2 separate regions of the Mus musculus genome follow, and region 1 is linked to region 2. A link is a loop called in an ENCODE intact Hi-C map of the cell type or tissue named here. Cell type or tissue: heart. All regions are shown on one strand. Region 1 has its middle 69 kb from the start of Gm30313. Region 2 overlaps B3gat1 (beta-1,3-glucuronyltransferase 1 (glucuronosyltransferase P)).

Evidence for each region. Hi-C counts contacts between places; a loop is a spot of excess contacts. Peaks named below come from ENCODE experiments on the same cell type or tissue, not always from the same donor. Only the 100,000 strongest peaks of a DNase experiment are listed, where the experiment ranks them.
Region 1: it touches region 2 in a loop (5-fold over the local background); 2 of 42 quality-filtered maps call a loop at or near these places.

Annotation. Positions count from the first base shown.
Region 1 is chr9:26,479,626-26,482,125 of GRCm38, reverse strand. No RefSeq gene overlaps it. Among named protein-coding and RNA genes, the nearest start is that of Gm30313, 69 kb to the left of the region's middle. In heart, a CTCF peak has its summit at 1,466 (motif pointing left); no DNase peak of the experiment used is centred here.
Region 2 is chr9:26,759,153-26,761,652 of GRCm38, reverse strand. B3gat1 (beta-1,3-glucuronyltransferase 1 (glucuronosyltransferase P)) reads right to left here. Exons shown (of 7, transcript NM_001310766.1): 7 at 303-2,500. Among named protein-coding and RNA genes, the nearest start is that of B3gat1, 27 kb to the right of the region's middle. In heart, a CTCF peak has its summit at 1,271 (motif pointing right); no DNase peak of the experiment used is centred here.

The DNA.
Region 1 (2,500 bases), 280 kb after region 2:
CTACTGTTATGAATCATAATGTAAATATCTGTGGTTTTGGATGGTCTTAGGCAACCCTTGTGGAAGGGTCATTTAGCCTCCTAAAAATACACAACCCACAGGTTGAGAATCATTGTTATAGGGGAATCCCCCCTGCTGACCCCAGTCTGAGATCCAGAGAGGCTGCCTGGGTTTGTGAGAGTAAGGACACAGAGGACACATTTCCTTTTTCCTCTCAGAGTCACCAGTTATAACTATAGGTTAAGATAGGAGGATTGAATCCCATCTTCATGCTCCATAGGCATACCAGAGCTGTGGGGTCACAGGAATTTGACAATGGTGGCATATGGGACAGGTTTGTAATTTGTTCCAGATTTGAAAGCTGTATAGTTGGCCAAGCTATTAAAAAACAAGACAGAAATTAGTAGAAGAAAATAGACTTGTTCAGGACCAGAGAGACATGAGACTCTTCTTGGTGATATACAGAATTTTGAACCTCTCATGAGTCTCAAATATTTCCTGGTCAGACACTGGTCAGACTTGAGGGTCAGACTTTTCTCTCCAGAGCCCTGTGCATCCTTTTTTTTTTTTTTTTTTTTTTTTTTTTTTTTTGTTTTTCTGGAAGATCTGAACCAGACACAATACTTTTATTTCCCACAAGTCATGTCAGATGACAGACCCAGGTGCAGGATTTCTGAGACTGTCTTTAAAAGGCATGGCATCATCTGAAAGAAAGGTGATCTTAATGATTTTGGAAGGTGTACTGACAAGATGGATCAGGGGGCAAAGATGCTTGGTATACAAGCCAGCTAACTTGAGGTTGATCCCTGGGACCTGTGTGAATATAGAAGGAGAGAACTGACTCCTCGTAGATGTTTTCTGAGCCATGTGGATTGTAGCGCGTGCACGCACACACACACACCTAATAAATATTTTTAAAAAGATTTAAGAACACCAGGGACAAAGGTAATCTCTTTTACACAATGACAGACTCAGACTCAGGGATTTGACTGAATGGATGGGGATGGCAGCAGGGAGGCAGCCAGCTCAGAGCTAGAGCTTGGCCTGGTGCCTCTGCTTCATTACTCACCAGCCATACAATCCTGATCAAGTGGCTTAGCCTCTCTAAGCACCAGATCCCTCCAAGATAAAACGTGAATCCTGCCGAGGTGTGCCAGCTTACGTTTGTAAGTCCTGATGTGGGAAGCTGAGGCAGGAGAATTGCTCTGATTTTGATCGCATCCTGGGATGGACTAAAAGGTGAATTTGAGTGCAGTCTAGGCTGCAGTGACATACTGGCATAAAAAAATTAGATTATAAGACCCTCCTCCCTGACTTCTTATAAAGATTGTCTGGTGCTCATGGGCTGGAGAGATGACTTCAAAGTTAAAAGCTCTTGCTGCTTTTATGGAGGAAAAAAAATTTGGTTCCTGGCACCCATATCTGGCCACTTGCAGCTGCCTGTAACTCCTCCAGCCCCAGATCATCTGATGCCATCTTCTGGCCTCTGTGGACACGGGCATAAATATGTGCAAATGTTCATACGCATACTTACACATACATATACACATAAGCATACACATATACTTACAAATATTAAAAGATATAATAGAGAAATAAATTGTTTTAAAAATATTTCTTAGTGATCAAATTGGGAATTAGAAAATAGCCGCTGACATTCTGAGAGAAGTGGGGAGGGGTTAACTGCTAATATTAATCTAAATTCTCCTTACTTTAGCTCTTTTGAATTTCCAGATTGGATAAGACTAGAAATTTCTTCTTAGCTATTCCAGTAAGAAAGAAATGTGTTCCCCTACTTAATGTGACTTTACATCAAGTAAAGATTTGGAGGAATATGAGAAATTACTATGAAAGTATGAAGCATCTTAAATATATTTTCCTGACTTCCTTTCATGTTACTCTTCTGTAACAGTATGTTTCAGAAAGTATTGTGTCTGGTTCAGATCTTCCAGTGCACTACGTTTGTCAAAGCCAACAGTAACTATACTGTATTACAAGGAACTATGTCCTAGACTATAAATTTTATCAGTTTTCATGTACTTACTGCTTTTGAATTTAAGGGACTAAACCAGGGTCATACAAGTATTTAGAATGAATTGAAATATAAGGGCAAAAACCTTGCTAAAGCCCATAGGCTAAGCTTAGTCTCCTGTCCCAGCATGCCAAGAAAAACAATGAGAAACAATTAAAAAAAAAAAACAATCAAGAGAGTAGACTGGATCAATGCATTGGAGCAGATAAGGGTCCCAGTCACATTAAGTTCATCTTTGGAGCACTGCCACAAGCTTTGAGATTATGTACAGGCAGCAAAGGATGCAGGGTCTGCATAACAAAGCAGTGACCCAAGGTGTGGTTAGGATGACCACTGTCTCAGTTCTGATTCAGTTTGGTGGTCTCAAGACATTCTCCATGCTTGAAGGACAAACTCATTCTCAGGAGACAGTTATGTTTTCTCTGGGGTGCAGCATAGACATTGTGCATAACTCTACTCATCTGCAGA
Region 2 (2,500 bases):
TTCCCGTATGAAGAAGGACTTTCTCTCTATGCTTCATGGAACCCCAGCCCCCCCACCCCATTGCTCCCTCCCACCTTTCCCAGCAGCTCTACTGTTCCCCCGACAGTAGCTCTGCTGTTCTCCCGACAGCAGCTCACATCTGAGATGCTGCATTGTTATCACGGTCTCCTGTATTTGGTGGGTAAGCCCCATGAAGACCTCTACGTGCTGGGTCCCTGAAGAATGCCTGTTCATAGCAGGCATCTGGTAAATATTTGTTGGACAGTTCAATTAATAAACAAGACTAAAATAAGACAGGGGCTGAAGAGGATTACAACTGTTAAAAACCATATTTGACTTTTAATTTTGAAAACAAATTAAATACAGTTAAATAAAAACAGACCAGATGGCGCAGCAGCTTGGGCCCCACCCTCACACCAGCCTTTGCCCATGGTGCTCCTGAACCCCTGGCTTAACTCTTCTGTGGTGGGGCTTTCCATCGAGGGAGCGGGGTTGCAGCCTGGGTTTGGAGGGAAAGTTGTCATCATGGACCCAGTTCTGATTTGCAACAAACTCATTCCCAACAGAGATGAAGGCCGCAGTCCACCAGGGTTATAATTTTAAATAAATACACATGCAGTGAAGGGAGGACATTACATGAAAACAACTGAAGTAGCATCTGCCAAAACGTGAAAAGTAAAAATCCCCATTTTTGTTTTGTTTTGTTTTGTTTTTTTTCAGTTTCCTAAAAAGAGCACTGAGTTTGGCTAAGAAGGCAGCCTTAGCAGCCCGTTTGACCTTGGCATTCACTGACAGTTTCTATGAATGAGCAGTAGGGTGCCCAGACATAAATTCACCCATCGGATAAATTCCCGGTGCCTCTCATTTGATGCCAAGGAGTAAATTTCCAAAACAATATCCAAAGTATAAATGGCTAGGGGGAGATGTCCTACAGGGGGCTGTGGGGTCTGATCCCATCAGGTGGTGTCCTGAAGACTGTGAGAAGTTAAATTCATTTCAACATAGGCAGCTGATGCTATTCTCTGAAAGTTAGATGTGTGGACTGAGTCTCATCCACCCGAGAGTGGATTCGGAATGACTCCCGGGCCTGTCCTATGAGTTTTAATGGAGCGCGGGGGGAGGGGGAACTGGGGGAAGGTGCGGGGTGGGGGGAGCTGTTAGCAGTTAAAAAATAAACGCCTCTTCAGTGGGCTTGCGCCCTTTCCTTTCCCCCACTTGGGAGGAAAATTGTGCTTCCAACTTGTAGGAGCTGGAGTGAGATTACCACCAGAGGGCCCCATGTAGCCAGGACCAGGGGCCTCTCAGATGCTGAACACCCAGGCAGATGGTTCTTTTGGGCGGCTGGGTAGGTGCAACAGCGTGAGCATACTGTTCTGTCCGGGGTGGAGAAGGGGCAGTGGGCACGAGGCGGGTTGGCTTTGCAAGCTTTCCCATTTTGTGTGAGACAGAGTGATTTCTAAAGCAGTATGTGCTCAGGTCGCCCTTCCTCTCAGTGTGTAGACATTTCCTGCTCTTGACCTTGAGCCCATTCTAATGCAGCCCTCACAGAATCGGCTCAGGAAAGGACTGGGATTGCTGGGTCTCACATTTTTTCAGGAAGAGCTCTGCCTCTTTATTATTGTTATCTGCGCCCCGAGATCTGTGATTCTTAGGGGTTTCAGGAAGAGGGCAATTGTCTCCTCAGTCCAAACCCAGCAAGGGGCATTGCAGCCCAGGGGTACTGGAGAGGCAGTGGGGACACTGGGGTGACTTGGTTCTTAATCCAGGTCGATCTATGACCTGTGCTGGCTCTAAGCCCACCACCTTGCCGATTCTGGCGCAGGAGGCTTGAGGGACATGGGAAAGGGCTTTGTTCTCCTACAGCCTGAGGTACAGGGGGAGCTGTAGGAAGGCCCAGGCTCCCCCAATGCAGGGTAGGGTGCCAGGTGGGATCCAAGACAGCCTTATGTCCTGTAAACATGAACCAGAGGAGAGCCAGAGGTATTTCTGATTTGGGAGCAGCTCTGAGGAAGAGCAGGTGTGAAAGAGGAGTGTTGGGGCATCTTCATGCCCCAGGCTGCTCTCTGGTCTTCAGAATGTCCTGGCTGGGCACATGCTGTATAGTCATGCTAGGCCCAAGAGCAGGGAGCCATGGAGAGCCATGCTGCACTCCACAGTAGGGTTTTCTGACCTCCCTCACCCCAGTATCACTCCAAGGCAGGGTCCCCTGCTCACACAGCCCCATCAATGTAGGAAGCTTCCAAGGAGATGTGCCGAGCACAGGCTTGGCTGGCAACCGGAATCCCCAGCTCTCTGGTCTTTTAAGCCCCTGGCCATGTTGCTGTAGAGGACCACAGGTCTGGGATTCTGTGCTTAAATTCTCTGTCTTTTATCCTGACATCAAGCTGGGCTCTCTTGGAAGCCCTCGGAATACATAAGAGTTGTTCCTCTGGAGTCTGCCTCAGAGTGACTATCAGCCATGGGAGAGGATGGCAGGCCAAGATCAGGGTCTGAGAAGGAG